Regions from separate parts of the Homo sapiens genome. Here region 2 is linked to region 1. A link is a loop called in an ENCODE intact Hi-C map of the cell type or tissue named here. Cell type or tissue: CD4-positive, alpha-beta T cell. All regions are shown on one strand. Links, peaks and the distances in the headings refer to the core of each region. The heading gives the core; the rest is flanking DNA.

The links. Hi-C counts contacts between places; a loop is a spot of excess contacts. Peaks named below come from ENCODE experiments on the same cell type or tissue, not always from the same donor. Only the 100,000 strongest peaks of a DNase experiment are listed, where the experiment ranks them.
Region 2: a loop joins it to region 1, with 5 times the contacts of the local background. A loop is called at or near these places in 7 of 110 quality-filtered maps.

The regions. Positions count from the first base shown.
Region 1 is chr17:41,111,526-41,127,920 of GRCh38, reverse strand. KRTAP4-11 (keratin associated protein 4-11) reads left to right here and starts at 9,548. Exons shown (of 1, transcript NM_033059.4): 1 at 9,548-10,740. The coding sequence starts at 9,606. The coding sequence ends at 10,193. KRTAP4-12 (keratin associated protein 4-12) reads left to right here and starts at 3,739. Exons shown (of 1, transcript NM_031854.3): 1 at 3,739-4,830. The coding sequence starts at 3,799. The coding sequence ends at 4,404. It overlaps LOC124904002 (a long non-coding RNA gene), which reads right to left. Exons shown (of 2, transcript XR_007065754.1): 2 at 15,251-16,395. RefSeq lists an enhancer at 4,059-4,612. In CD4-positive, alpha-beta T cell, for the core only: a CTCF peak has its summit at 7,435 (motif pointing left); a DNase peak (open chromatin) is centred at 7,400.
Region 2 is chr17:41,299,900-41,316,294 of GRCh38, reverse strand. It overlaps KRTAP16-1 (keratin associated protein 16-1), which reads left to right and starts at 6,986. Exons shown (of 1, transcript NM_001146182.2): 1 at 6,986-8,595. The coding sequence starts at 7,042. The coding sequence ends at 8,595. KRTAP29-1 (keratin associated like protein 29-1) reads left to right here and starts at 13,444. Exons shown (of 1, transcript NM_001257309.1): 1 at 13,444-14,469. The coding sequence starts at 13,444. The coding sequence ends at 14,469. KRTAP17-1 (keratin associated protein 17-1) reads left to right here and starts at 585. Exons shown (of 1, transcript NM_031964.2): 1 at 585-1,383. The coding sequence starts at 645. The coding sequence ends at 962. In CD4-positive, alpha-beta T cell, for the core only: no CTCF peak of the experiment used is centred there; a DNase peak (open chromatin) is centred at 7,694; H3K4me3 peaks cover 1,375 bases; H3K27ac peaks cover 2,499 bases.

The DNA of each region.
Region 1 (16,395 bases), core at 4,865-9,864:
TTCATTTGTATATTTCCTTACCCACACTTATATTCAGCCATTTCTCCAAGGAACCCCTGTTCCTTGTAGTGAATATGGCATTTGGGACGAAAGATTGAAATGTAAAAATGATGAGTATTACTAAATTGATTATTTTCTCTCAACTTTTTCAGTGTCCACAACTAGAAAATATTTGCTTAAAAGATAAAGTACATCAGCGTTTCTACTGATAATTACAGGATTTTTACTTAACCTCATATCTTTTTCCTAAATCTCTTTTATTCCTTGCCAAAAATAACAGTTCCTTGATGTAATTACTCATTTTCTTTATTACCTAATGCTTGCACAACAATCTTGGAATAATATTGCCAATACTAATAACAACAGTGTAGTTATTGCAAACAAACTTAACAGGTTTTTGAAAAAAACATTTTGGCCTTGGGATAGTTACTTTCTCTGAAGTTATGCCTGGATATACAGTTAGATTCCATTGTTGTGGTGGTGGTTTTAGTGATTTTGAGAGATTTTAAAAATTTAATATTTTTATAAGTATGTAAAATATTTACATGGGTGCAAAGTCCAAGCTACAGAAAAAGATACATTCAAAAATAATCTAGTGTCTGTTTCTATCTTCTCTATTCTATTCCCTCCATCCTCTATGGGTCAATTTTTAAAAAACAAACATGGGCTGGGTGCGGTGGCTCACGCCTGTAATCTCAGCACTTTTGCGAGGCTGAGGCAGGGAATCATGAGGTCAGGTGTTCAAGACCAGCCTGGCCAAGATGGTGAAACCCCATGTCTATTAAAAATACAAAAATTAACTGGGTGTGGTGGTGGGCGCCTGTAATCCCAGTTACTCAGGAGGCTGAGGCAGAGAATTGCTTGAACACAGGAGGTGGAAGTTGCAGTGAGCCAAGATCGCTCCACTGCACTCCAGCCTGGGTGACAACGTGAGACTCCGTCTCAAACAACAACAACAACAACAACAACAACAAAACCAAATGTGGTTGATTCTTCCATTATTTTTTTCTTTTTTTTTCAGCTACATTAAATTACAATTGACATATAATAAATAAACTGCATGTACTTAAAATGCACAATTTGATGTTTTGACAGAAGTCCCTCTTTCCTGTTTTCTCATCTCCTCTCTCTCTATTCTTCTGTCGTTTTTTAAAGTGTAAGCAAATATACTTTCAATATTTATATCCTGGATTTTTAAAACATTGTTGCAGAACAATTGTACACATTTTCCTCCACTGCTTTATCGTCTCCTAACAATATCTACTGGAGATTAATTTATAGTAGCCTATAGAGACACTCCTTATTCCTTTTGACAGCTGCATAGTACTCCATCATGGGAAGGCACCACAGTTTATACACCAGTACCCTATTGAAGGACACCTGGGTTGTATCCAGTGTTGTTGTAGTTTTTAGTTTTTTTCCCAAATAGAACTCTTATGAATCGTCTTGTGCAATATCTTTCATATATTTACCTGAGTATCTTTGAGATATTTTATGGAATTGGGATAGCTGAGTCAAAGAATAATGCTGCTAGTTATTGCCAAACCTTCACAAGACAAATACGAGCATGCCTATTTTCACATCATCTCACTTCCAGAGAATGCTATCAGATTTTGAATTTTTGATAATCTAACAGGTGAGAAGTATCGTACCATATTATTTCATTTCTCTTACTATGCATGAGATTGAGTATATTTATATGGTGGTAAAATATTTGCATTTTATTTTCCCATTAGGCTGTTGGTCTGTTTTCTATCTATTTCCAGAAGCCTTTTTTTCTTCTTCTTCTGTCACCCAGGCTGGAGTGCAGTGGTGCAATCTTGGCTCACTGCAACCTCCGCCTCCTGGGCTCAGGCAATCCTCCCACCTTAGCTTCCTGAGTAGCTGGGACCACAGACCACAGATGCATGCCACCTCGCCATTTTTTTTTTTTTTTTTGCTTTTTTTTGTTTTTTTGGTAGAGATGGGGTTTTGCCAAGTTAACCAAGTTGGTCTCAAATTCCTAACCTCAAACAATCCGCCTGCCTTGGCATCCCAAAGTGCTGGGATTACAGGTGTGAGCCACCGTGTCCAGTCTCAGAAGTCTTTTATATACTATTAACCCTTTGTCCGTGATATTAATTGCTAGTTCTTTTTTTATTATTTAGTCATTTGTGTTTTTACTTTGTTTATGATGGTTTCTTACCATACATTTTTTTTTTTTAAATTTTACTTTAAGTTTTGGGATACATGTGCAGAACATGCAGGTCTGTTACATAGTTATACATATGCCATGATGGTTTGCTGCACCTATCAATCCGTCATCTGGGTTTTAAGCCCGACATGCATCAGGTATTTGTCCTAATGCTCTCCCTCCCCTTGTCCCTCACCCCCGACAGGCTCCAGTGTGTGATGTTCCCCTCCCTGTGTCCATGTGATCTCATTGTTCAACTCCCACTTAGGAGTGAGAACATACCTTGCATCTTTTTAATTATAAATAATTGTTTTTAAATATCAGGAGGGATTTAATTGCAAAATGTTCATGCGCAAAATGTTCCTTGAACACTCTAGGAGAGACGCCCTTTCCCTGTTACAGACTGTGTGACTTCAATCTATCTGGGCCTCAAGTACCTTGGATGTAAAGAATTTAGAAAAATTGTGTCTACATAGCAGAATCCTTGTGAAGTATAAACAAGATAACAATTATAGAGGACTCAGAAAATTCCTGACACATAGTAAGCACTCAAAAAATTATAACTATTAGTATTGTTTCATCTTTCATTGGAAGTGTACAGATTAAATACATAATTGTTATTTTGTTCACTAATCACACCATTCTCTAAATAGTTGCTAAATTCTTTCCTATACATGTTTCTTATTTGTCTTGTTTAAGCTTCTGTAGGACAGAAATTAAACTTGATCCTTTGTTTCTTTTCTCCATGTATCAAGCAAAATATCTCCAACATACATTGTGAGAAAAAGCAGCTTTCGAGTATGAGAAAATCTACTTTCAATAACACTTCAGTTAAACACATTCAGTGGGTATCTTGACTTACCAACAAAATAGAACAAAAATGTTCCTTATGATCCCCATCTCTGAAGAACATGCCAACAATAATTTATAAAGGGACCTATCATGCCAATGTATTTTTACTTGTAAAGCAATGAATCATTGCATTATATCTGTTTCAAGCTAAATAGAGTCAATAACATGAAACAGGAATTTCAGTGGGATCTTTTATATCTCACTGACCAGCCACAAAATTCAAAGGAATCACAGTGTTCCTTATTATACACAAGTTACCTCCTATCACCCCCCAAAGATGAATCTTTCATCACATTTTCCTACCAGCATTCTATGTAATTTATTTTTAACCTCTTTGAGAGCAGAGGAGATTTAGTCATCATAAAATCTATTTTCAACTTATTATCCAGGAGTCAAATAAATAAAGAATTAACTTATGAAATCCAATCAAACAATGTCATGTAATGGGTCTACACATCAGAAGACACATCAGATGAAGGAAGGAGAATGAGAGCTGATTCACTTGGCTTAACCAAATTGGATAGCTCAGAATACAACAGGAAAAGGAAATGTTGCCTTTTCTATTTATAGAAATATTTACCAGATAAGGACAACTATCTAATTTACTAAAAAACAACTGATTCTCTATTAGTAATGTGCAAACCACAAGATTATTCACATTGTCATAGTGGTTCTCAGCAGGGTATAAAAAGCAAAAGAGAGAACAAGGAGAGATCAAACTCAGAACACTCACTCTCCTGGAAACCCACCGAGAACCTCCACCCTCTGACACCATGGTCAACTCCTGTTGTGGCTCTGTGTGCTCTGACCAGGGCTGTGGCCTGGAGAACTGCTGCCGCCCCAGCTGCTGCCAGACCACCTGCTGCAGGACCACCTGCTGCCGCCCCAGCTGCTGTGTGTCCAGCTGCTGCAGGCCCCAGTGCTGCCAGTCTGTGTGCTGTCAGCCCACCTGCTGCCGCCCCAGCTGCTGTCAGACCACCTGCTGTAGGACCACCTGCTGCCGCCCCAGCTGCTGTGTGTCCAGCTGCTGCAGACCCCAGTGCTGCCAGTCTGTGTGCTGCCAGCCCACCTGCTGCCGCCCCAGCTGCTGTCAGACCACCTGCTGCAGGACCACTTGCTGCCGCCCCAGCTGCTGTGTGTCCAGCTGCTGCAGACCCCAGTGCTGCCAGTCTGTGTGCTGCCAGCCCACCTGCTGCCGCCCCAGCTGCTGCATCTCCAGCAGCTGCTGCCCCTCTTGCTGTGAATCCAGCTGCTGCCGCCCCTGCTGCTGCCTGCGTCCAGTCTGTGGCCGAGTCTCCTGCCACACCACTTGCTATCGCCCAACCTGTGTCATCTCCACCTGCCCCCGCCCCTTGTGCTGTGCCTCCTCTTGCTGCTAAATCTCTGCTGTGAACACACCACTTCCTTATTACGTCCTTTCCTACAGATGAAGGCTCTCATTGCAAACATGCGGACTGTTCAAGAGAATTGATCTGGGTCCCATAAGCAAACCTCATCCTTAGAAATTCTGTATTTGCATTCTACCTTTTGTCCAAACTCCCTTCCTTCCAAAGGAATTCATTGACAATCTCCTAATAAATTGACAAATTGTCCTCCAACATCCTCCCACCTCTTTGACTTCAGGACATTTATTCATCATGCCTAAGGAATTTGAAGATTGCCTCCATCATTTGTAGGGCCACAGATCTTAAAGCCTCCAACCTTGAAGTCCAGTGAAGTCTCTCTCTTAAAGTCTTTTGCAAACATTTTTGTACCTTGTTATTTCCATGTACCAAAATAAACCTCTATTCTATTGGCACTGAAAATTGAATATGATTCTTATTCTCTTTTTAAAAAGGGTTTTATATTTAGGTCCTGGGTGATTACATTTAACTACACCTGTAGGGCTCACAGCACAGATTAGTCAACCTTCTAACAGAGGTCAACTGACATCGATCACTGCCTAGTTTTTTTCTAGAAAAGTCTTTTCAGGCTTAGGCAAATCAATTAGTCATTTTGTATTCTTTAGACAAAAAGAGTGAAGCTGAAGTCATGAAATATCCATGAATATAACAACAGGGGAAACGTTTTGAAAGATTGATCACAACTCATCATCTTTTAAAAAATAATTTCAACTTTTATTTTAGAATCAAAGAGTACATATTCGTATTTGTTACATGTTGTGTGATGCTGAGGTTTGGGCTACAAATGATTCTGTCACCAGGTACTGAGCAGTGGGTCATTTTTAGCCCTTCCTCTCTCCCTCTCTCCCCCCTTTTTGGAGTCCCCAATTGTTCTCATCTTTGTGTCCATGTGTATCCAATGTTTAGCTCCCATTTGTAAGTGACAACATGCAATATTTGGTTTTCTGTTCCTGGAAAAATTTGCTTAAGATAATGTCCTCCAGCCACATCCATGTTGCTGCAAAGGACAAAATTTCATTCTTTTTTATGGCTGTGTAGTATTCCATGGTGTGAAAATGTCACATGTTCTTTATCCAATGCACTGTTGATGGGCACCTAGACTGATTCCATGTCTTTACTATTGTGCACAGAGCTGTGATCTTTTAAAACACTGTATTTCAATTTCTTTTTTTTTCCAGTAAAAGCAGCTATTAGGTGGTTTAGCAAAGTCCATGTATTTTCTACTGAGTCATGTGTAATGAATCCTCAACACAAACACAGTGGATCTCCTTCATTCTGACTGGCAGAGTTTCAATGGGGAGTTCATGCTGCCATGTAGAGAGGGCCACCTTCACGGCCAGGCAGGTGATGGAAATGAAGGAAGCAGGCCTAGTGAAAACTCACAGGTATGCTGGAGACTGATTTTTTTTCTTTTCGTCCAAAGTCATGCCCTTTTTTTAGGATGAAACTATAAAGACCCACATTTCTCCCCAACTAGGGATGCCTCTAATGGGTCATCTCATCTCCAGAACTCCCTATAGGTTCATCTGAGACTTCCACGGAGATTGCCCTGCAGTTTGATTTATCCCAGTGTCAAACTTGATCTTTCTCTCACTTTCCCTTCCTTTCCCTTCCCTTCCCTTCCCTTCCCTTCCCTTCCCTTCCCTTCCCTTCCCTTCCCTTCCCTTTCCCTCCCCTTCCCCTTCCCTTTCCCTTTCCCCTCCCCTCCCTTTCCCCTCCCCTGCCCTCCCCAGTGTTAATCCCAAGAGCATGCTTCAATAAACCTCCTGCATATTGCTCTCCATCTCAGTGACTGCTTCCTGGGGAACCCAGCCTGTCCCCCAAAACAATTTGAAATTCATGATAGCTAATTTGAGAGCTCAAATGACTGACTGAAATGTACTTTTAATATTTTAGTTCCTGAAAGAAATAAGAATGTAAACATAATAGCAGAAAATATATTTAACAGAATATGTAGAAAAATTATGAATTTTATATAAATCACATTTATTATTTTCTAAGGATGTTTAGATCATTTATACACAAATATATGCTCTTTAAACATTTAGACAATACAAAAGAATGTGACAATGTGAACAAAAGTAAGTTTCCCATCATGATCTTTGCCAATCCCATTCAATACCTAATGTTGCAAATTGAGATACATCCTCATTAAATGCATGCATAAAACATGTATGTATTTATTTGAAAACTTGGCTTTCGTTGCACATCTCTTGTTCTGACATTTATTCAAACATTATTTTATGTCCTTCCGGAAATGTTAACATTTTCCTTCACAAAGGCTTGGCAGATTTATTTACATATTTTTCTATTTACTCTTGAGAACTGTGAGTACATGCTTCTTTTTTTTTTTATTATACTTTAAGTTCTAGGGTACATGTGCACAACGTGCAGGTTTGTTACATATGTATACATGTGCCATGTTGGTGTGCTGCACCCATTAACTCGTCATTTACATTAGGTATTTCTCCTAATGCTATCCCTCCTCCCTCCCCCCACCCCACGACAGGCCCCAGTGTGTGATTTTTCTCCATTAAATTTTAGAGAGAATTATTGCTAGTGTATAAAAAGTCTATGGATTAGTATAAGTTCATATTTTATCTGATCTCGCGATTCACACTAATACCCAGCTGACTCTACAGGATTTTACAGGTGTGCAATCATGGTGGCCAAGTGCCTCCAGCCTCAGGCTTGTCCCTGGGGTTCGTCCCCAGCTGCCCACAGTGGGGGCCTTACCATTAACACAAACACTGTTGGGATTTTCTACCTTTCCTGTCTTACTTTCACCGTTTCCTCACTTGTGCTTCCTGGGATCATCCCCCAAATAAATTATGTGCACTCAGGTCTTTTTCTCAAGGTTTGCATTGGGTAGAATTTAAGCTAAGACAACAGATTATCAGCAAACATTTTTGGCTGACTGATACGAAACAGGAAATAATAGTTATTTCAATCAACAAGAGTAAAACGAGGAAGTCAGGAGGTGAAGGAGAACCAGTGCTACCATCTGGCGTTTACTTCCTTCCTGTCTTTTTACTGTGTGAATATAGGCATGCACGTTCAACACTGTATTCTTGGTTATCTATAAACAAGTCTCATTCTATAAATTGAATCTTGACTTCCGCAGTTTCCACGTATGTTATTTATCGGGTGACATGTTACCTATCACACAAATGAGTTTAGTCTTCCTGAAATGAAATTATGATTTCTTTGTTTGGGATGTTTTCCTCCCTTTTATCCAGAAGTCAAAAGATATATACATTTTTTAAAGGACCTTACATGCCTCTATGTCATCAAAAAAACCTTCATTCACTCAACAAACATTTACCACCAGTGTTCTCTGTGCTGAGTATCATGGTAACGAGAATAAATGCCATAGCGCAAGCCTTCAGGGTATTTGCATTGCACGTGGTGGAAAGACAGAAGTAAATGACTATGATACAGGAGAATGTATAAATTATGAGCACAAGGCAGGAAATCATGATACATGAATGGGGTAGCTTAGCAGGAAAGATATTATTGAGGAGGAAATATTTTAACTGGGTCTTGACACATGAGTAGGAGTTTGCAGAGTGGACAAAAAAAGATGAAACATTCCAAGAAGATGAAGCAGTTTCAGCAAGCTTAGCAAATTGTATTCTTTACGGCTTTCTTGGCTACACTAAGACATATTAGGCTTACTTTCTCTTTAACCTTGGACAAGTTGTTTGTTTGTTTGTTTTAAGTTTTTAATGCTTCTTTTGAGTATTCCCCTAAAAGACTAATAAGAATATAAACTAGTTCATAAGGTTCTATTAAAGCGTGAAAATGAAACAAATGTAAGATATTTGGTACAATGCCTGCTACATAGTCAATACTTCACAAGTAATATACATACCATGAGGGTGTATGGAACTTATCCACATATTATACATTTCTTATTTTAGTTGTTTAATGAAAATAATTGTAATTCTTTTCATTTCTGCCAAACTGTTTCCTATCCATGTGTCTTATGCAAGTACCTGCAAGAAAAAGTTGAGGGTTTATCTGTTCTACACCCAGAGTACCCAATAGAACATCTTGGATGCATGTTATTGAAGGCTTAATAATTCTAAATATTCTTTATATATAACAAATGCTTTTGTAAATGAAAAATCCATCATGCAATTTTGATGATCAAAGATTAATCAGGCTGGGTGTTGGGGGCTCATGCCTGCAATCCCAACACTTTGGGAAGCCAAGGCAGGTGGATCACGGGGTCAAGAGATCGAGACCATCTTGGCCAACATGGTGAAACCCTGTCTCTACTAAAAATACAAAAGTAAGCTGGGTGTGATGGCGCAAACCACCTTACTCGGGAGGCTGAGGCAAAAGAATCGTTTGAACCCAGGAGGTGGAGGTTGCAGTGAGCAGAGATCATGCCACTGTACTCCAGCCTGGCGACAGATTGAGAATCTGTCAAAAAAAAAAAAAAAGATAAATCAAAACTTCCTACTCATAATGCATATACTGTAAGACATACAGCAAAATGTGTTTTTACCCTTTAAAGGCAGTGAGTCATGGGTAAGTACTTTCGCTGGAGGCTGTGGAATAAGATCTGACAGAGTTTAGAACTTCTTGGGATCTGACCATCTGCCCGACCATCCGAGATGCACACATGGGATCAGAGTCATCCTCATTACAGATGGGACATCCTTCCCCAAATGAGTGCTTCCTTCTAATTCCTTCCCAACATTTCACCTGACCAGGACATTCTTTGACAACAAAAGATACATTCACATTATAAAAATCATCCCCCATGATTTGCAGACAGCAATCTGCAGGTAGGAGGGAGAGTCACATTTAAAAACAAAATGTCAGAGAGTCCTGTGACCAGTGCTTTGTAAAAGACACTGCATAGACCAGGGACAAAGGTGACTCCCCACTAATGAAGAAATATGACATGCATTTCCAATGGAAACACAGGAGCACAGCAGGAAAAGGAAATGGGTTATTTTCTCTGTTTTGGAGTATTTAACTGGAAACACAATGATGTAATTACATGATTAATTTTTCCAGTAGGTAAATAATAACAAGGAAATAATGATGTGGTGGCAATGGGCCTTCAGGAGGGTATAAAGGGACTACAGGCCCAGGAGACTTCCAAACACAAGAACTTCACTCTCCTAGAAACCCAACTAGATCCTTCACCCTCTGACACCATGGTAAACTCCTGTTGTGGCTCCGTGTGCTCTCACCAAGGCTGTGGCCGAGACCTCTGCCAGGAGACCTGCTGCCGCCCCAGCTGCTGTGAGACCACCTGCTGCAGGACCACCTACTGTCGCCCCAGCTGCTGTGTGTCCAGCTGCTGCAGGCCCCAGTGCTGCCAGTCTGTGTGCTGCCAGCCCACCTGCTGCCGCCCCAGATGCTGCATCTCCAGCTGCTGTCGCCCCAGCTGCTGTGTGTCCAGCTGCTGCAAGCCCCAGTGCTGCCAGTCTATGTGCTGCCAGCCCACTTGCTGCCGCCCCAGATGCTGCATCTCCAGCTGCTGTCGCCCCAGCTGCTGTGTGTCCAGCTGCTGCAGACCCCAGTGCTGCCAGTCTGTGTGCTGCCAGCCCACCTGCTGCCACCCCAGCTGCAGCATCTCCAGCTGCTGCCGCCCCTCTTGCTGTGAATCCAGCTGCTGCCGCCCCTGCTGCTGCCTGCGTCCAGTCTGTGGCCGAGTCTCCTGCCACACCACTTGCTATCGCCCAACCTGTGTCATCTCCAGCTGCCCCCGCCCCTTGTGCTGTGCCTCCTCTTGCTGCTGAGCCCACTGCCCTGGCTCATCTCTCCCTTCACTGCAGGCCCACAGTTGTAGACCATTCTTCTGTGCTGACTATTAGGACACATGGAGTGGGATTGATGTCATTCAGCAGGGTGGACTTCATGTTTCCAATGAGCCCATCACCATCCCACTGACTCTGTGAGAACATTCTGGTTCATTTTAAACTCCCTCCCTTGCTTTCTTTCTCTTCCAGTCATGGCACCAAATATGAAATAATTTGTAATCCACTAGCTAAGAAATTATTCCAATCCTCTAAATTCCTCATTTTTTAAATCGTTTTGAGCCTACAGAATATCCTTCCCAGTGAGGTACACATTATCTCCATTTCAAACATATTATTTGTCTGTCAGCCTTTCAGTCATTCTTTTCTCTTGGAAAGGTAGGAGGCTGCCCCTCCCATGCTCTCCTGCTTTCTCCCTGTTCTCTCTTTGTCTCTGTTTGTTCAAGTTTGCCAGAATTTTTCTATTTTATTGGTTCTTTATCTTTATTGTGTTCACAAAATATATTGTATTAAACTTTTCATTTAGAAATCTTTTATTGTTTTTTGCATTTTTTTGTGATAATTTTCACTGAGTTTACTGATTCATGGGGGTGAGGTGGGAATGCAGTAGAAGGGGATTCTCAAAGCATGATTCCAAAGTAAGACTTCAGGGATGAACTCATAGTGCCAAACTGCTCCAATGTCACGCATAAACTAAAATAAAATAGAAGCTTTTGATTGTTTCAATTTGATATATGGAATGCTTTGGGATAGGTAAAGCCCCAGTATTGTTGTTTGTAAGTTCATCCATGATTTTAGAACTTATGATATCATGGTAATACTCCTCACTCTTCTGTGTCAAATTTAAAAGGCACATCTCATCCTACTGCATTCCATCTTGATTCAAATCAGTTAAGGCAGACTCCAAATGTTATATAAGGGAATTTTGTTATTTTGTTGTCGGTGGACCAGTTCAGGTTCTTGAATTTGCTGTGCAAAAGAATTTGAGAGCAAATCCAAAGTAAGAGTAAGCGAAGAAATTTGTTGCAAAGCAAAAGTACTCTTTGAGAGGCAGAGTGGGGTGCTCAGTGGGAGAGACAGCAGCTAGTGCTGTAAGAGGAATTCCTTTTATGGGAGCTATACGTACATAATCATAAAATACTGGTGAGGTCAAGTATGCAAAGGCAGACCTGCGGTTGGCACATGTGCTCAGGATCCACGTGGTCTAACACCCATCGCATGTATCATTAGCATATGAAATCTCCGCCTTGGGGTGTTTTTCTTGTTGTGGTTGTTTTTACTATTAAAATGAGGAAATGGTTACTATAAGCTGAACCTTGATCCTAGCTGTGCATGCAGGACCCCAGAGAAGTCCCTGCCCACCCTCCCAAACACCCCACCCCAGGAAGGAATTTGTAGTTAGGAGTTTCTTGGGCTTTTGGTGCAAATTGGCTAGAGATTGGGGAAGCTGCATCAGGAATAAAGGGCTTTTGCTCTCTTTCCCAGGTTGTACTAGGTATCAGGAACTTGTAACCCTCTGGTGGGTCTGCTTCGATTCTGTAGGACCCCTTATCTTGTGAAAGAGTTAGGCACTGATGCACAAAGGTTCAAGTGAAAAGAGCTTGCTGTGAAAGGATCCTGCTGGGCTTCACACAGGGGACAAGTCAGTATGGCCTTGTGAACCCCCAAAATCGGAGACAGGTCTCAGTTTATTTAGAAAGTTTATTTTGCCAAGGTTGGGGATGTACACCTGTGACACAGCCTCAGGAGGTTCTGAAGACATGTGCCCAAAGTGGTCAGAGCACAGCTTGGTTTTATACATTTTAGGGAGACATGAGACATCAATCAACATATGTAAGATGAACAGTGGTTCCGTCCGGAAAAGGCGGGACAAGTCTAAGCGGGGAGGGGCTTCCAGGTCATAGGTAGATAAGAGACAAATGGTTGCTTTCTTTAGAGTTTCTGATTAGCCTTTCCAAAGGAGGCAATCAGATATGCATTTAACTCAGTGAGCAGAGGGGTGACTGTGAATAGAATGGGAGGCAGGTTTGCCCTAAGCAGTTCCCAGCTTGACTTTCCCCTTTACCTTAGTGATTTCAGGGCCCCAAGGTTTATTTTCCTTTCAAATTTCCCCCCTTTTCTTAAAAATCTTTTTGAGAAAGCCTTTTTGAAGAAAGTCAGTCTTTGGTCTCAAGTTTCATCTGATATCTCATGGCTAGGATTGTTTATTCCTAGAAAGATAATTCCTGAGTTATTAGGAAAGTTCATTTTTAGCAGGTTGTGAAGTTTCATGTCCTATGAAGAGAAAATAGGGGGAGGAAGGGAGAAAAACAAAAATAAACAAAAGAACAATCCTGGAAAATCAATATGGGCCACATTACTCTGAAGTCCATACATCAGTAGGCAGGTATGAAAGTGGCTTATGTATGTAAACAGGTTGCTGGTATTTTCTTCTGAAGTTTAAATTCTCTAGCTCCAGTTCGCAGGGCTTTACAAAAGCACAGATGAGTTTTCAGTGACTCCAAATTAGGAAAAATGGGGGAAAGAAGAAGAAAAAAAAACTGAAAACAATCTTTTGAAGACCTGTAGCCAAGAAAAATTAGAATTCAGTGGAAACTGTAGAAAATAATAAAAATGGGAAAACATTAGGCAAGACTAGAATCTAACAACAGGTGTATTATCATTTTTTGAAACATAATTCTTCTCTCTCCCATTTCCCATTTTTACTAAAGACAAATCATGGCAGGGCTGATTTTCTTTATTATACTTGACCTGATTATTTGTATACAGCGCAGCCATAGTAATACTTTTTTTTTGCATAAGCTTTTAAATTGCCTTTGATGGAACTGAAGCAGGATGTTTCCCTGACCCCTTTGTGGGACTTGTGACGGGTGCCTCGTTTATTCAGCCTGCCACTCTCAACTCCTTGCAGGAGCGAGCATGCAAGCAAATGAGGCAGGAACTGGAGTGCACGTGTGCTGGAATCGGCACTGCAGCACGGTAGGATCAAACTTCACTCACTGGGACCTGCTGCAGTCCCCTGCTTGTGGGAGGAAGCATGCAGGTGAATCAGTGCAGGAGCCAAAGTGAGTGCTTTTGGCCACCGGCAGGAGCAAACTCTGTGTGGGCCCCACAGCAGCATCTAGGTGGGGGTGCCTGCGACCCCCATAGCCCCAGAGGGCATGTTACAGTGTTCTTTTAACTCTGCCTTCCATGGATGGCTTAAGTGTCAACAGCTCAGTGAGGCCTCTGCCTTTTTGTGTGAGGCAGCTGCCCTCCACCAGCAAGGGCAGAGGGCCAGTGTGACAGTCTTTTGTATCTGCTCTCCTGGCTCCCAAGCTCTTGTCTTGTGTCCAGGAAAAGTGAGGTCACATGAACCAATCAAAGGATGGTAAATGTGGGGGATTTTGTTGCTGATGAAAGTGGCTCTTAGCAGAAAGCGGAGCTGAAAAAGGATGGGGTGGGTAGGTAATCTTCCTCAAAGTTAGGCTGTATCCAGCTGGATTCTTCTCCAAGATTACACCATCAAGCTGTCCCTCTGAATCAAGCTGCTTCTCTCTGACGTCCAGCTGTAGTTCCCAATGTCCAGCTGCTTCTTGCCTCTGCCAGCTGAGTCTGGCATCTTCACAGGCATAGGATGGACAGGATGGAGCCATGAGTGGTTTAGAAAAAGGCAACTTTCAAGCAGGAAAACAGGGATATAAGTTCTCACTTTGGGCCGTGGTTTAAGGCTTTTCAGCTTGAAGGTGGGGTTTTGTCAGAGACCTACCCTTTTCTGCCTAGAATTTCTCAGCCCCCTGTCCCTATCAGAACTTTGTTCCATAGAAGGAATTTCGGATAAGACTTTTGGAAAGCTTAGCCTAGCCATGGATTTGTACCATCAAATACCTATGAGTTGCATGAATTCCTCTGCTCTTGAGGTTCCAAGATAAACTTGGGGCTCCTGGAACTGTTAGAAAGTGACATGCTTTACTTACCACAGGTCAGGAACCCTGTACAGGGACTGTGTAGATAAGGTATGAGGCCAGTTCTCCCAAGGGGCTTTTATTGGCTCCATAAGTCAAATTTGATTCCTTAAAGGAGAGCACACCATTCCAGTCAAAGCCTTGGTAAAATGACCAATTTCTCCAATTGTGTCTTGTTACACATGAAAACAGATTATTATTGCACTTATGCAAATAACTGTATTGCCATAAGTTAAGAATACTCACAGATAGTTTCCAATTCTGGGGAAAATCAGGTAGAGAGAAACAAATATGCTCCAAATATTTTTCACAGGAGTATACTAACTTGTTAAAAGCTGACAACAGCTCAAATAAAAGTTTCCTTGACTAAAAAAAGGAAAACAAGGAGCAGCAACATTTTAAGCAAAAAGTCAAAAAGATTACGTTGCTCTTCTATTAGTTCAGTTCATGCAGTTAATTCCTGTTCTGCTTGCTATTCATGAACATTTCAGGTCTCCATGAGTTCTGAAAGCTTTTCCTCCATTCTGATGTCACAGTCTCCAAAGTTATTAGAAACTTGCCTTCAAGAACACGTGTTAGAGTTTTATAGCTGATTATAAAACCATCTTCTAAAAAGGACTAAAACAAAACAATTGTCCATGGGTGACAAAAAGTTTTAGGTCAGCCATAATCAAAGACACAATTGACAAGAAAATTTGTTACCACTGTGGCACACGATAATTTTATATAACAATTATAATTATTAGTGATATTGTACACCATGTCATATCAGAATTATAGGAGTTTCCCATAATTTTGGTGCACATACCAATAACATTTTTATACAAATACAGCCCAAAGAAAACCAAACACCATTTTATATTTGACAATGCTTCCTGTATAATTTTTATACCAAATAAGTCATTTATTTCATTTTTGGACTTTAGGGAAACTAATATCTTAGAGGATTAATTAGGTCAGAAAAATACACAACTTGTAATTTGATTCTGGAAACTTTGCCAAATATCAAAAGTTTAAAATACTTGATAGGTCATCATAAAATAAGTCAATTTTTCAAACATTAAGCCCAAATAAAACAGCATAAAGCCAATTAAATTTGTTTTTTGAAATTTTATTATCAATCTTTAAAATTTTAATCTTGACCATAAGATACAGCTTCCATAAGCCTTTTTTAACCTTTATAACCTTTATTAAGGGGTCGGTTAACACTTCAAGAAAACCTTTTTAATCTGACGCAGGGGCCCGTATGCTGGTATTGCATCAGTGTGCCTTTGACATCAATTATTAACTTGCAGAGAAACTGAACTTATTTTGTCTCTCAAAATCAGCCCTTACAATCTCACATGCCTACCTCTTCTGTGGTAGTTCCTGAGCCTTGAGGAGTTGAATAGCTTTTACTTCTGGCCTTATGTCTCAGGAATGCAGTTTATTTTGATTGGCATCTTCTACCAGGCCTGAAGATGAGGTTTTAATTGCTGTCAGTGCTTAAGATTTAGCAGACCTTGGTGTCCTTTTTAGACCCAGGAGTCAAAGGCCTGTAACTTAATGTCACAGGTACTTTCAAAGCACCTACAGAAATATACATGGATGTAATAACCTTAATTTTAAAAAATTATCTCAGATACTTTTTCCTGAGCAAATCAAAAATTAATAATAACAGCATAGCATTGTTTCAATAAGCCATAAAATCTGTTAGGTCAATTACCCAAAGGCAAAAGAAAAGACCTTCTACACTGCACAGAATATTACTTTGGAAGAAAACATTTTCTTTAGACTTTTAGAAAACATTGTTAGCATCAGACCATAACAAATAGAATTTAAGGAAAATAACTTATATGAGCTGCAAACGAGTTGAAGGGGAGAGAAAACAGCGAGTAAACAGTTGAACTTTGGGTTAAAAAAATTAAAATCTCTTATAATTTAATAAGAGTAAATCAATCCCTTAAGAAAATTTCATCGCTCTAACTATTTTGTTTATCATTGCTTTTTTTTTTTTACATGAAGCCCAATCTTCAGGAAGACTATTATAATTTCCTTTTAATTACAGACAACTTGACCATATAAAAGTTTGTTGGTTTTTTTTTTAATCCTCTTATTATGACTTTTACAGACTGTTCATGATATGCTTGGACTTTCTGGTTTGTTTTGAACATCCATCTTTCTTAAACAATCATTTTATTTTAGGTCTAAATTTACCATACAAGATCTTTTCTCATATGAAATTATTTCTCTTTAAGCTT
Region 2 (16,395 bases), core at 4,749-9,748, 190 kb before region 1:
ACAGGGCAGTTATTACTCATGACTGATGCTCACCGGCCAAGCCTAAACGTGTGGCACACTCCCCATACCACACACAGACACAAACATTTGCCTGGCTCACATGAACCGGGATGAGGATGCCATTTCCACCTGGGAGGAGCCACGTGACCAGGCGTTCTCAGTAGCCTCCACTGGTGTCAGGGGGAACAGAGCATTCGGCTGTTGCCGGTCTGCCTTTCCAGGACTAGCATCCATGGAAGATGGGGTCCATCGCCAACCTGCGAAGATGTGGAAGGCAAGCCCCTCATTCCAGAGCCAGAAGCTGTGGCCGGCTTCCCCTTCCCATCTCCAACCTGGGCTAATGACAGCTGGCAGATGCTTGGCCATGATGACAGGTCTTTTCGAAGATGTATTTTTACCCTCTGGATAAACAGCAGTTGGCAGGAGTGGGGCGTTTTTATGAGTTGAGGTACTCAGGACTGGAAAATAAACAGCCAGTTAATGAGCCGGTCTTATGGAAACTTGCATAAATAATAACAAAGAAAACATCCCGTCCCTCATGCCTGGGTGAGGGGATATAAAAGCTGCCATCCAGATGGCTGGCCACCGTCAGTCGTGGGGAACTCCGGCTGCGTTACCGACCTGCGAGCTGACGGGCCCGGACCATGGGGTGCTGCCCGGGGGACTGCTTCACCTGCTGCACCCAGGAGCAAAACTGCTGTGAAGAGTGCTGCTGTCAGCCGGGCTGCTGTGGCTGCTGCGGCTCCTGCTGTGGCTGTGGGGGCTCTGGCTGCGGGGGCTCTGGCTGCGGGGGCAGCTGCTGCGGATCGTCTTGCTGTGGATCTGGCTGCGGAGGCTGTGGAGGCTGCGGAGGCTGCGGGGGTGGCTGCTGTGGATCCAGTTGCTGTGGGTCCAGTTGCTGCGGCTCCGGGTGCTGTGGGCCTGTGTGCTGCCAGCCCACACCTATATGCGACACAAAATGAAGACCTTTCCCTCCACCACTGATGCAGTCCCACCGAAAGCCTCCATCTGCTCCAGGGGGACAGCCCCTCGTGTCCAGAACCTTCCATACCCCCAAGACAGTGTCTTGTCTTTCTGTGATTTGTAGAGGAGGGCTTGTTCTCCAACACCTTCTCTGGTATTTCAAGGCACCGAGAACAAGAGCCATACTCTGATGAAACATTAAAACTCGGTCACAACTAAGTGATCCCAAGCTCAAGGGTGAATCCCCAATACTTTACTTATTCACATGAAGTTCAATGTCTTGTACTATAAGACATCCTCTTCTTCAAGGTGTCTTTGGGACTGATCCTCCGCCCTGGCTTTCTGCAGCTTTGAGATGCAAAAAAGGTCCATCTTCTTTGTGAGCCTCTTAATAAATTTGAGCATGCTGGCATAACCTAATTAGTTCTCTTGCCTCTTCCTTGACCTCCCTGCTGAGGACTGGGTTAGAAAAATTCACTCTGGCATCTGCCTTAGGGTTTTTGAATTGTGGTTTTTGGATCACCTGCGTCGGAATCACCTGGGAGCTTGTTAAAACTGGAGACTCTGAGGCCCTCCCTAAGACATACAGAATCAGAATCCACCAAAGTGTGGCCTGGGAATCTGTGTTTTTAACAAGAACCTTAGATAATTCTTATGCACTGAAGTTTGAGAACCATAGATCTAGACGGAAGCTTCCGTGTGCTGCATGAGATTCACTTGAAAAGCTTTTAAAAATATAGATCATTGGGTTTTATCACTGGAGATTTTACCCGTTAGCTCTAGGGCCTAGAGTCCCTAGGGACCTGCATTTTTAAAAGCTCCTGGGTGAATGCTGATGCTGGCCACATTTAATGGTGATTGAGGGGCATGGCTTTCTTCTGCACTACAGCTCTCCTAGGATGGTTCTGCAGGAGGGCTTCAGGCTTGATCAGAACTTTCTGGCAAAGTCGGAAAGGAGGCTTTGGTAAAACAAGATTGGTTCTGAATGGAAAGGATTTCTAATGGCAAAGCTAGTGAATTCACAGTTTCTGAGGATGTTCTGCGCAGTACAGTTCCTTCTTCCAGCCTCATGCTTGGTCCAGTCTCACTTTTCTGTGCTAGGTTGTCTTACCTGGAACCAGCTACGTTTCTTCTGCCTGAGTTCTAAGGAGGAGGGAGTGAGTATACCTCTGCTAGGTAGGGCCCAGCCAAGGTGTGTGGGTCCACCTGGGAGGTTAAAACTCAAAAGACAGTTGATCAACCTTTTGTTGAAAGTGACCTTAAGCTGTGTGTGTAATAAAACTAATTTTGCTCTTGCCCTGGAAAAATAGTATTTATTTTTATGCCTACAAAGCGATGTTTCATTTGACAAAGAAAAATTTTTTTCTGATTATAAGCATAGCAATGAACTCTAAAAAATGAAAAAATACAGAAACATATAAAGAATATAGCATTCGAAGGCTCACCACTCAGAGTCTATTACTGATAAGCTTTCCAGACTGTTTTCTAAGCATAGTTATGAATAAAACTGGGATTATGTTGCTTTTACCTTTTTCTTTAAAAAATTTTTTTGTTTCATTTTTTATGGTCAACTTTATTGAAATATAATTTACATATAATAAAAAGTTCCCATTTTTAGTGAACAGTATGATGTGATCTGACATTCGTGTATACTTATGTAACCACCACTGCACTCAAGATCTTTATGGAACTTTCCATCACCCCCAAAATTCCCAGTTTGTCTTTGCAGTCAGTTCTTCCCCCACCCCCAGACCCTGGCAACCATCAACCTGTTCTTTATGTTACTACAGATTTCACCATGTCTAGAATTTCATATAAAAGAAATCATGCAGTATGCACTATTTTTCATTTTGCCTATCATGTTTTGTATCTGTTCATTGTTGCAGGTATCAATAATTCATTTTTTTTTCTACTGAATGGCATCCCATTATACAGATAAACTACATTAAAAATATATTCACCTACTTATGGGCATTTGGATTCTTTTGTGTTTCTGGCTATTATGAATGAAGCTGCTATGAGCATTCTCGTACAATTTTTTTTTTTTGGTGAACATATGCTTTGTTTTGGATAAATACTTAGCAATTGGATGGCTGTTTAAATGGTAAGTGAATGCTTAACCTTATGTGAAACTGCCGAGTTGTTTTGCAAAGTGGCCACAGCATTTTGTATTCCAACCAGCAATGTCTGAGAGTTCCAGTGTCTATGTCCTTGGTAACACTTAATATTATCAGTCTTTTTATTTCTAGCCATTCCAGCAGGTGTATAGTGGTAGCTCATTGTGTTTTCATTTTTTTCTTTCATTTATGAACCCAGCAGTATTATTAATGTCTTCTTTTGGAGAGAACCTGAGATTTGACTCTGCCTTGGTTCAGTTTCGGACTCTACTATTTGAGCCATTTTCACTCTGGCTGGAACTGGCTTCCTAGGAACTGGCTCTTTAACCCCTAAGACAAAGCCACCGCCAAAGCAGGAGCTGCCAATGGGACACACTTGTCCAGAGACCAGTGAATCTGCACTGAGTAGTTGTGATTCAGAGCAGCTGATTATTCTATTGCGCACGGTCATGCCTCCTGGATGCATGTGTGGCGGTAGTGATTTTTGAATTACTGATACAGGCTTGCCCTTCTTAGCTATCCACAGAGGTTCTCATTTATTCACTCAATAAATGCTAATCGTGTGCCTCCAATGTATCAGCTGCTGCTCTGGATGCTGGGTATGCATCTGTGAATAGACAAGGTCCTTGCCCTCATGGTGCTTATATGAGGTCAAGGGGTGATAAGAGCCATAAAGAAGAATAAAGTAGAAATGGGCTACATAGTTGAATGACCTGCCTTTTCATTTAGCAGGGAAGGATTCTTCGAAGAGATGACATTCCAGCACAATGGATGAGTTTCTTGGCTGAGAGAGTTTATGAGAAATTTGTTTGTGGGGCGGACTTCCATTCACTGCTGGTTTAGCTGAGGAAGAGAAGTGAATGGAAAAGAGAAGGGTCTCAGCATCTCCTCTGTGTTTGCCTCTGCAGGCCTGTCCAAAAGTCTTCTTTGCCCACTGCTTGAGAGCCACATTTAAAAGAATGGCACTCCCTGTTCCTAATCCTCCATTTTCAACTACCATGACCCGTCTCTCAGGTCTCTGAACCTGCCCAATTCAGGTTGTTGCCATGAAACTTCTAAGTGATTGCCACAGACCCCTAATGGTCTCCCTGCCTTCAGACTTGCCCTCAACCTCCCTTCTCCACATCCAGAGAGAGGGGACACATCCTTCTGAAAGGGCAACCCTGATCAAGTTACTCTCCTGCTTAAACCCTCATTATCATTAAAAAAATACAACTTCTTAATCATGGTCCACAAGACCTTTCATGATTGGGTGCCTAGTAACCCCTCTAGCCCCACTGCTTTTCCCTCCTATCCCCTCTGCTTTTCATCCTGGATATGTTGAACCATTTGCTGCTTCCCAAATGTTATGTGCTCTATGTCTTTGATTTCCACATCTTATCCTTTTCCTGCCTTTATGACCCCCTTTTTGTCCACTCTCTTTGAGCCTTCATATTACTTGAAAAGGCTTCTCTAATTCCCCAAAAACCATGTCCTTTTAAAAATTTTCCTTTGGGACAGAGTCTCGCTCTGTCACCCATAGTGCCATCTTGGCTCACTGCAACCTCTGCCTCCCGGGTTCAAGCAATTCTCCTGCCTCAGCCTCCCAAGTGCAGCTGGAATTACAGGCACATGTCAGCATGCCCAGCTAATTTTTGTATTTTTAGTAGGGACAGGGTTTCTCCATGTTGGCCCGGCTTGTCTCGAACTCCTGACCTCAAGTGATACACTCACCTCAGCCTCTCAAAGTGTTGGGATTACAGGTGTGAGCCACCATGCCCAGCCTCCAAAAACCATGTCAATATCTCTCCTGGGTGCCTCCAAAGTGAGGGCCTCGGGGAGCTGTCACAGTCAGGCAGTGACCTCTCAGCACTCACAGGAAGCATGGCCACCTCTACCATGTCTGGCAGATGCTGTTCTAGGAAATGCCTCTCCATACCAGCTATCTCTCTCTGCTGCATCCACCCCCTGCATCCCTCTTTCACAACACTTGCATTCTGTACCATACTTGCTTATAGATGTGTCTATCTCTCTTCTAAACTTGGGCTCCTTGTGGCCAGAATTACAACTCACTCTTTTTGTATCTATCACACAGAACCCAGTGTTGGCTGAGTTGAGTGCATAAATAAAAGAGAAACTGAGTCAATGATTGCATGAATTAATAAATGAAGGGAGGGATGAATGGATGGCACAATGGATGGCAGAATGGCTCAGCTTTTCCAAGCGAGAGCCTGCCTTTTGTGTTGATGAAAACACATGGTGGAGGCAAACTAGGCCCTTCACTGAGCAAGATGTTAAGTCCTGGAATTCAGAAACCTAGGATTCATTTCTCCCTTCATCTGTCTCAAGAGTAGCAAAGACGAGTCTTTTGTTCACAAAGTCTTTGAGAGACACACCTGAGAAGTCTCTTGTTTTTACTATTTACCCTTTGGGTCTTGGAGATTTTTTTTTTTTAAAGGAACTGTCAAAATCATTAAAAGCAAGGAAGACCCTGGAGGTCTAATGAATGCTTGAGGAAGAGCAGAAAGGCTGGGTCACATGATTTCCAGGAACAGGTCAAGCCAATGTTCTATGTTCATGGGATAGCATGGAGGACAGCGGTGGGCTAAGCTGGCGATATGTGACTTTGATGAAGTCTTCTGAGAAAGGTAGGTCTAGACAGGTTGGTGAGAAGGAGGGACAGCCGCCTTAGATCAGGGACAGACTGTGTGTGATCTTTAGCAAGTGACTGAAACTTTCTGACCCTCTGCCCCCATTTCTTCATTTCTTTCTCTTTCTTTCTTTCTTTTCTTTCTTTCTTTCTTTCTTTCTTTCTTTCTTTCTTTCCTTCTTTCTTTCTTTCTTTCCTTTCTTTCTTTCTTTCTTTCTTTCTTTCTTTCTTTCTTTCTTTCTTCTTTTCTTTCTTCTTTCTTTCTTTTCTTTCTTTATTTCCTTCTTTCTTCCTTCCTTCCTTCTTTCCTTCTTTCCTTCCTTCATTCCTTCCTTCCTTCTTTCCTTCCTTCCTTCCTTTTTTTTCTTTTTCTTTTTTTGACAGAGTCTTCCTCTGTCACCCAGGCAGGAGTGCAGTGGCTTGATCTTGGCTCACTGCAACCTCCACCTCCCAGGTTCAAGTGATTCTCCTGCCTTAGCCTCCCAAGCATTTGGGATTACAGGTGTGTGCCACCATGCCTGGCTATTTTTTATATTTTTAGTGGAGATGGGTTTTTGCCATGTTGGCCAATCTGGTCTCGAACTTCTGACTTCAGGTGATCTGCCTGCCTCAGCCTCCCAAAGTGCTGGGATTACAGGCGTGAGCCATGGTTCCTGGACCATTTATTCATTTCTAATGGTGGAGAAAAATCTCTGCCTCATGAGATTGCTGGTGGTTTTAAGCAAGATCATTGCTGTAAGGTGCAGTCATTTAAAATCCAGCCCAGTTGTTCTTTTCCCAACTGAGTTCATCACCTCTCCTCTCAATTAATCTCTGTATGTCTATTGTTGAACTTATTATTGTATTGCAGTGAGTTTGTCTGCATGCTTATCTGCCCACTAGAAGGCGAGATCCAAGAGAATGGGTGAATAGGTCTTATTCCTGTGGCATCCTCTGAATCCAACCCAGGGCCCTGTATGGAAGACTAGAAGGTGGATAAATCATAAGTTTCATTCTTCTTTCCCTGTTCACAATGCTCAGAAATATAGATTATCCAGTTTGGAGGTGAGGATGCTTCTTCCAAGACTACCTGTAGCTCTGAGGATTCCAAATTTAGCACATCAATAAATAAACACCTTCTTTACGGGTAGATAAACAGCTTCCAGATCAACAAACGGTGGTATAATAAGATGTTCCTCTGCAAACTGGCCCAAACAACAATGAGGAAAAGATGCAGGAGTCCCAAACAGAACACGCCAGTGAGGGGGTATAAAAGTGAGGGCCTCAGGGAGCTGTCACAGTGAGGCAGCAACCTCTCAGCACTCAGCACAAGGAAGCACGGCCACCTCCACCATGTCTGGCAGTTGCTCTTCTAGGAAATGCTTCTCCGTGCCAGCCACCTCTCTCTGCTCCACTGAGGTGAGCTGTGGAGGCCCCATCTGCCTGCCCAGTTCCTGCCAGAGCCAGACATGGCAGCTGGTGACTTGTCAAGACAGCTGTGGATCATCCAGCTGTGGGCCACAGTGCCGTCAGCCCTCCTGTCCTGTGAGTAGCTGTGCCCAACCCCTGTGCTGTGATCCTGTCATTTGTGAGCCTTCTTGCTCCGTGAGCAGCGGCTGCCAACCCGTGTGCTGTGAGGCCACCACCTGTGAGCCTTCTTGCTCTGTGAGCAACTGCTACCAACCTGTGTGCTTCGAGGCCACCATCTGTGAGCCTTCTTGCTCAGTGAGCAACTGCTGCCAACCTGTGTGCTTTGAGGCCACCGTTTGTGAGCCTTCTTGTTCCGTGAGCAGCTGTGCTCAACCTGTGTGCTGTGAGCCTGCTATTTGTGAGCCTTCTTGCTCCGTGAGCAGCTGCTGCCAGCCTGTAGGCTCTGAAGCCACTTCCTGCCAACCAGTCCTCTGTGTGCCCACTTCCTGCCAGCCTGTCCTCTGCAAATCCAGCTGCTGCCAGCCAGTTGTCTGTGAGCCCAGCTGCTGTTCAGCTGTCTGCACCCTGCCTAGTTCCTGCCAACCTGTGGTCTGTGAGCCTTCCTGCTGTCAGCCGGTGTGCCCGACACCTACCTGCTCTGTGACCAGTAGCTGCCAGGCTGTCTGCTGTGACCCCAGCCCTTGTGAGCCAAGTTGCTCAGAGTCTAGCATCTGCCAGCCAGCTACGTGTGTGGCTCTGGTCTGTGAGCCAGTTTGCCTCCGCCCTGTCTGCTGTGTTCAGAGCTCGTGCGAGCCACCTTCTGTCCCCAGCACTTGCCAAGAGCCTTCTTGTTGTGTCTCCAGTATCTGCCAACCCATCTGCTCTGAGCCCAGCCCCTGCTCACCAGCTGTCTGTGTGTCCAGTCCATGCCAACCTACTTGCTATGTAGTCAAGCGCTGTCCTTCTGTCTGCCCTGAGCCAGTTTCCTGCCCATCTACCTCCTGCCGACCTCTTTCCTGCAGTCCAGGGTCTTCTGCATCTGCCATCTGCCGACCAACTTGTCCTAGGACTTTCTACATACCCAGTTCCAGCAAACGGCCTTGCAGTGCTACGATTTCCTACCGCCCGGTCTCCCGTCCGATCTGCCGCCCAATCTGCTCTGGACTCCTCACCTATAGGCAGCCATACATGACATCCATCTCCTACCGTCCTGCCTGCTATCGCCCATGCTACTCCATCCTGCGCCGCCCAGCCTGTGTCACTTCCTACTCTTGCCGCCCAGTCTACTTCCGCCCATCTTGCACTGAGTCTGACTCTTGCAAACGGGATTGCAAAAAATCCACTTCCAGCCAACTGGATTGTGTTGACACAACCCCCTGCAAGGTGGATGTCTCAGAAGAGGCTCCCTGCCAGCCCACTGAAGCCAAACCCATCAGCCCAACCACCCGTGAGGCCGCAGCAGCTCAGCCTGCTGCCAGCAAGCCTGCCAACTGCTAAATTGGCTTCAGCCCCCCAATTCTTGCAAGTCAAGCCACCAGCTAGAGACAAAACTGCACTGTCCTCCCCAAAGCTCATTATGACTTAGCTAGGAGCTCTTTCTTTCTGCATTGTTACTCACAATCGGCTTACCCCTCAAAGAACTCATCAGAAATGTCAGTATCCTGATCACTTAAATGAAGGCCTTCTGGACAGTGAGAGGGAGACATTCCAGGTTCTTGTCTTCTGCTACGATTAAGCTGAGAAGAGCTGCTTTGCCACATCATCTCGGGTCTCTTTCCTGCATGTAGTTTTTTCTGTCATCATGTATGTGCTCCCTTGCTATGCATGCTTGTGTTCCTTAGGGACTTCTCCAATCAGGTAAAATATGTAACTGTCCAATAAAGGTGGCTAAGCTGAAGCAACTTGCTGTTCTCCTTGCTCTTCCATTAATGCCATAGTCTCATCAGTGACTTGCTTCTTCTTTAACAGCAGCTCCATTCAACCATCCATCCACCCACCCATCCCTCTGGCATTATTAGACAGCAGCTAGGTGCCAGGGACTGTGTTTAGCTCTAAGAATAAACATAAGAAGTCTCAGTCTTTGTTCTCAAGAAACTCACTCTCTGGTGGGCAGCAAGACAATTATGACATTCCTTTGTGCCAAGTACTTGGAGATAAGCATAGAGCACCATGAACTCAGCAGAGCATAGTTGGGGAACAAGGAAAGAATTATTGGAGAATGTGATACTGGCATCGAGTCTTTCAGTATGAGTAGGAATTAACCAGTTACAAACAGGAAAGGAAAAACTTTCTAGGCAAAGGAGACTTGTACAAGTGAATGGGGCTTGAGGGCAAATTGTTCATTAGGTGAGGCATGGGAGAGTTGTTCTTTGAGGAATGAGCCATGAGGTCAGGTCGTAGACAGTGATCTGTCTATGTGGGGTCTTGCATGCTAGACAGAGGTATTTCGGTTTGATGCAGGGCTGACATGAAAGCATCAAGGGGCTGCATGCAAGGAGGTGACAGGAAGAGCACTGGTTTTGGAACATCCCTCTGGCCTTGGTTGGTGTGGAGAACTCAATGGAAGAACATGGTTCTGGATATAGAGAGACTGGGGAGGAAAGGAAGCCAATTGTTTTTGGGTCCACAGGAAGAAAAACAAGTGGGGATCAGGGATCATACTTACAACAAAGAAGGTTGGGTAACTTGGATTTCTTGTGTGAGAATTTTGTTTATGTTCTCCTACTTCCTCCAAGACACTCATAGGATAAATTCTGTATCTTACAAAATCCAAGGACAGAGTCTCTTCAAAGCAGTCACTCCCTACACTTAGTGCACAGAATGGAGGCCTATTCCTTGTCCTCAAGGGGCAGCTTGAGTCATCATGAGCACAGTGTGAGGGTCGACCAGGGCTTCTCAACTTCAGCATTATTGACATTTTGGGCTGGGCGATTCTTTGTTGTAAAGGCTGTCCTGTGAATTATAGGATGTTAAGCAGCATCCCTGGCCTCTATGAACCAGATTCTAGTAGCATCCTTTGAGGGTGATGATCACAAATGTCTCCAGACATTGCCAAACATTGCCTGGGAGTGCAAAAATCACCCCTGTTTGAGAACCACTGGGTCAGACTATGGCAGAGGGAGAAAGTCAAAAGCAAAACTTAATCACATTGGTGTTGGAGTTACTGTCTCATCAAGCCATTGGGATTTATCATTGTCTCCTTCCAGAGTCAAGAGGGGAGTTGGCCAGCCGGATGCTGTGGCTAAAGCCTATAATCCCAGCACTTCGGGAGGCCGAGGTGGGTGAATCACCTGAGGTCAGGAGTTCGAGACCAGCCTGGCCAACGTGGTGAAACCGCATCTCTACTAAAAATACAAAAATTAGCTGGTCATGGTGGCGCACGCCTGTAGTCCCAGCTACTAGGAGGCTGAGGCAGGAGAATTGCTTGAATCTGGAAGGAGGTTGCAGTGAGCCAAGATCACTTCACTGCACTCCAGCCTGGGCGACAGAGAGAGATTCTGTCTAAACACACACACACACACACACACACACACACACACAGGAGTTGGCTAGGGTTTTGAACCTCTGTGCCAAGCACTGGACTAAGCATTTCATATGGATTACAGCAATTCTTTGAAGTAATATGTATTCTCTCCTATTTTTTCACCTATACATAAGATGCAGAATTCGAAGGACAAACAATCCAAGTGCCCATCAATGGACAATTAAATTGTGGTATATTCACCCAATGGGATATTATACTGTGAAGATGACTGGAAAATGGCGACATGCAATAGCATGGATGAATCTTACTAACATAGTGTTGATTGATATAAACAAGCTCCAGAAAACCATACGTGTGTGTATATATTTATGTATATTAATATAATGTGTGTATATATATACACACACTCAAACATATATGTGTGTATTGTTCAAAAACCACAGACACACATATGTATGAGTATACATGCATTTATACACATATGTACACACACAAACACATATATATAAAGGGAGTGATAAAATTCACGATTGTCATGGCTAATAAGTAACATGCAAATGACTAAAACCCAGTTCTTTCCAAAGCCTAGGTTCTGTATGGATCATGATATGTCTCAATGTGGTCACAGGTGTCTTTGTTGATACACTAGGTGTTTTTAGTGCCTTGAACTACAGCAAGACAGATGTTCTTGCTATTAAGAGTTTCCTTTAGGAGAAAAGAAAACAAGAGCAGAATCACTTAGAGAAAAATGGATGTAGAATGGATTGCTTTAAAACTATAAAAGTGGTATAGGATATTGGACTGAAGTTGATGTGATTTTTCAAACATGCTCATGTTCCCAGTTTGATTGACATATTTGGTAAGACTGAAAGTATTAAATACATCCTCTGGGAAGATGAAGAGCTTTGGGGGTAAATATTCAGCAATAAAACACAGTGCATGGATTCCTGCAGATTGAAAGATGCCAACATGAATACAGACAAGAAGGAGGGCAAAAGAAGTGATCCATGGTGTGACATAGAAACCAACTGTGGGGAAAAAGGCATTTCAATGGCAGGGGAGAAGGTTTTCCAGACATTGTTCTGATCAAAAATGTTTCTCTTCTTTTTAAAATGGAGGTGAAGAGGGTGCCAAGGAGAAGGCATTTTGTAGCTGGGGGTTTGCAAAGTACCCTTCAGCGTTTTCAGTATTTTCAATAATTTGTGAAGCAACCAAAGCAAACAAACACCCACAAAAAACTAACCTGAGACATGACAACGCAGTTGATGAAATCGCCATACTTTGAAGACTTAGGTAATTAGCTAACATATTCAACAGAATGAGTTAGTGGCAGAGCCAGAAATCAAGGCCAGCCCCATCTGGCTCCCCACACCGTGATCTTTCCACTCCGTCATGTGCCTCCAGCGTGAACCGGCCAGAACGTTGGCTGGTGTAGAACACCGGACCTGGTTGGTGATGCGGAGCCAGGACAAGCCCGGAGGAAAAGCAGAAGGGCCAAGAAAGTCCCTCACGAATTCCTCTTGGAAGGGATTGGTTTAACATTAACACCACTTTACAGTGATTTTTTTTATTATCACTGCTGGCGTGTTTTTATTTGTATAGAATTCATATGCTATTGATGCCCTAGGGTGGGTTTGATACTTCCTGATGAAATATTTGGTAGTTTAAAAAATTTCCAAAATTAAAAGACTGTGTTTGAGTGTATTGATAAGTAGAGGTAAGTACTCACACCAGTGTGGTCTAGCTGCTGATTACAGTCACTGGAGTGGGCGGAGGATCCCCAGGATGGGGCCTGGGCAACCTGCTCACGAGCCAGTCTGTTGCCATAGGGGTGTCAGCCTGCAGCCACTATATCAGTGTCGCCTTCTCCCTGCCTCCCCAAAGTCAGGGGGTCTAATAGGTGGTTAAGATCAGGGGTTTGGTGGTCAGACAAAGCTAGGTTTGAATTTTGTTTCTACCCCTTTTCATTTGCATAATTTTGGGAACATGATTTAAACTCTATGAGTTTTGCCACTTCTGTTTTCTTCTTTTCTGTTCTAAAAAAATCTTGAGAGGAACCAATTTGGGGGAGATTTTAAGCTTCCTAAAAGGGCCAATGAAGTTTTATATTTTAATCTTAACTTTGTTTTAAACCTGGTTTCTTCTTTATTTATTACTTTTTTTTAGTTTTGCCACTTCTAACATAGTGATGACAATTATACTTACTGAAGTCATTGTGAGGATCCAGTGAAAAATGCAGCCAAGGACTTGATCTAGTAACTATGCAATAAATGAAAGCCATTTCTATTGTTATTATTAGTAATAGTACTAGTAAACAAGTTTCAGGAATGATAAATGGGAAGGTTTTAAAAAGAGGTAGAGGCACTTAAGTGTCCCTGGGTTCCTTGGACTAATTTTCCATTTCCCGTCTTGACATCCTCTCCCCAAACTGGGTCAAGGCTTCATTTCTGATTGAATGGTGCAAAGCTGCATTCCTGGAGGAACAGCAGGGCCACTCTGGCTTGGCAGAGGCCTCCTGATGAAAGGTTAGTGCCAGGAAAGGCCTGCTTCAGTGAGGCTGGAGAGCAACCTGTAAAAGAGACAGCTCATCCAAGAGCAGGAGCAGTGTCAACGAATCCAAATGCAGCGCAGAAAACTCCCGACTCAACAGACACCTTTTCAAAGTTGAAACATCTCCCAGGCTCCTGAAGCCTGCTAATCAGATGTTTGCATGCAAATGAGTAAAAACAATAACAAGGAAAGATGCTGCATGGCGTGCCAACACCCCTAGTGAAGGACTATAAAAGCCCCTCTGTATCGGATGTCTTTCCAATGCAGGTATACTGAGCTTGCAACTTCCCAGCAAGGTCAGCACCAGCACCATGGCAGACGGCTGTTGTCCTGGAAACACCACAGCCATTCCAGCTGTGCCCACCATCACCACATACCCAGTTAAAGGTGGATTTCGACATGCTCTCTGTTTGCCTAGTTCCTGCCACAGCAGAATGTGGCAACTGGTCACATGCCAAGAAAGCTGTCAGCCATCCATTGGTGCCCCAAGTGGCTGTGATCCTGCTTCGTGTCAACCTACCCGCCTTCCAGCAACGTCTTGTGTGGGTTTTGTTTGCCAACCTATGTGCTCCCACGCAGCCTGCTATCAGTCTGGCACTGGTCAGTCTCCTTGTCTGGTTAGCTCATGTCAGCCATCCTGCTCGGAATCTACTTGTTGTCAGGAAAAGTGCTGCGATGCCAGTCCCTGCCAGCAAAGCTCCTGCCAGGAATCTGTCTGCATGTCTGGATCATGTCAGGCAGCTTGTGGCCAATCAGTCTGCTGTGATGCTGGATCCTGCCAGCCATCCTGCTCTGAAGTGACCTCCTGTCCGGAAACTTCTTGCCTACCAACCATCTGTACAGCTAGTCCATGCCAACCAACTTGGTGCCAAGGAAGTTCATGTCAACCCGTCAGTGGTGAAGGCCAGCCCTGTAAATCAACTTATTATCAACCCATCTGCTATATTTTCAAGCCTTGCCAATCAGCCCTCTACATGCCTGTTCCCTGCCAGCCATCGACTTGTGTGTTCAGTTCTTGCAATACTACTTGCTGTGTGCCTTCCCATTGCCAGCCACCTCACTGCCAACTGGTTCCTTCCACATGCTTCATCTACCAGCCAGTGGCTAACTGCCAGGCCCCTTGTTCCACAAAGAACTGTTGCAAACCAGCTTCTTGTGACACTGTGATTTCTGGCCAACCAACTTGTGATGGACCCCCTTCCTATAACCAGAGTGGCTGCAAATCAGCTTGCTGTGTGACTGGTTTAGGCACATCACCCAGTAGTGGCTCCAATTGCTTGCCGACTTCATGCCAACCCAGCTGTGAGTCCAGCTTCTGCAAGGCAACACTTTGTTAATGGAGCCCTCTTCACACCTCCTCTGAGGGTCTGCGGCTGTCTATAAATGCATAGCCATCCCTGGGTGCCTGCCTCCCACCGAGTACAAATGCTGCCTGCTTTCTAACTTTACCCTGATTCCACCTTCACATTCTCTCCAGGTGCTGACCAGGGAACTTGTCCAGGCACGAAGAGATCCTTCTTAACCGAGAATAACCTTTCAGCAACCATGGACTACCACACTGCTGCTTGCATTTCCTGATGATGTCAATTCATTTCACTTTAGCAAACCCTCTCTTGTTTCTCTTTCTTGATGCTGCCTGGTCTTTCAGAAGACCTCGTTGCTGCCAGCTGCTAATAAAAATGTGACTGGTTAAGTATAATAAATAAGACTCCTGGAGTGCTTTCATTCCTACACACACCTCTATGTAGATTTCCTTCAGGTCACATTTGAACACAATGAGCCTGAGTCATCTAAGTCAGTGGGTCTGCATTGGTCTGCAAGGGTAGCTAGTGTCTAGGATTATAGATTCTCCAGCTGGACGAGAGTAAGGGCAAACAGTTCACTGGCTTCCAAAATTTTCACCACCAAGAGTTCTTTTGAGCTGAGTGGGCTCATTTTCCCTATAGTGAGTAGACAGGAAGCCAACAACAAAAATGGTTCTGGAAAGCCACAGATGAAAACAAACATGAGGTATTGGCCATAGAGAATAGCTTAGGGTTAATTCATTTAAGATTCTTTTTTTTTTTTTTTTTTTTTTGACACAGAGTTTCACTCTTGTTGCCCAGGCTGGAGTGCAAGAGCGTGATCTCGGCCCACCGCAACCTCTGCCTCCTGGGTTCAAGCGATTCTCCTGCCTGGGACATTGTGTCAGCTGGCTAAGGAGAAATATTCATAGGATCCCTTTGTATTATCATAGAGCAGGCAATGAAGGGTGTACCTGTAGGTGAGCAGCAATAATTTGGTAACTAGCAAACAAATCTTCATAGTTCACATTTTTCTGTCACTGAGGTATACTTTGGATCTGTAGAGAGACTATTAATTGTTTTATCCCCAGTTTTAGAATCACAAGGGTCGTAGTCTTGAAAGAAGGTTCTGGGTCAAAAAAGAGGGGGATGGCCATAAGAACAAAATCTAGCACCTGAACATGGAAGGGTCCAGGTGGAGAATTTCTACCTGCAGTTGAATTGACTAATGTCAGCACTGAATCTCTTCTTGAATTGAATTCAAGAAGCATTGAATGCTTCTTGAATCCCTAGATATAGGTGGGCTTATCATTTCAACAGTTCAAGTAGCTAGATCTGTTCTAGTCTTCTAATGGGTATTTTCCTTTTATTTCTAACTATGTATGGGTATTGCCTTCAGTACCTTTTCTACCCACACACATGCACACACATATAGATGCATACAGGTACACACACACACACTCAGATACAGATGCACACACATACATGCACACACACACTCACACACAGACACACACCACATTTCAACTTAGTTGTATGGCTGCACTTAAGGTTGATTTATTTGCTCCATGATTTACAATTGCCTATAAAACATGCCTAGCCAAACCTGAGTAAAGTGCACTAAAAGACTGATTTTAGCATTTTAGCCTTCCCCATCTAACTGGCCCAGCTGATATCACCCTCTTGTTCCCCCCTGCCCTTTGGATGACTCCTGTCCCAGTTTAAATGGTTGGACTTCTGTCCTTATGTCTTTATGACCAGTGCCCTGACTTTCTCCCAGATCGGGCCTTCTCCCCAACCCGAGGAGGGACCTTAGGATCTGCTCATAAACTTACCTGATGGTCACTGGCTGAGCATCTCTCGTTCCAGTCCTCTCAATCACTGTGATTTGAGGTTCTCAGTAGTTAAATAGGTCTTGCCAATATGTGTGGGACATTCTAAAAAAAACCTTACAGATGAAGGAAAACTAACCAAAAGAGC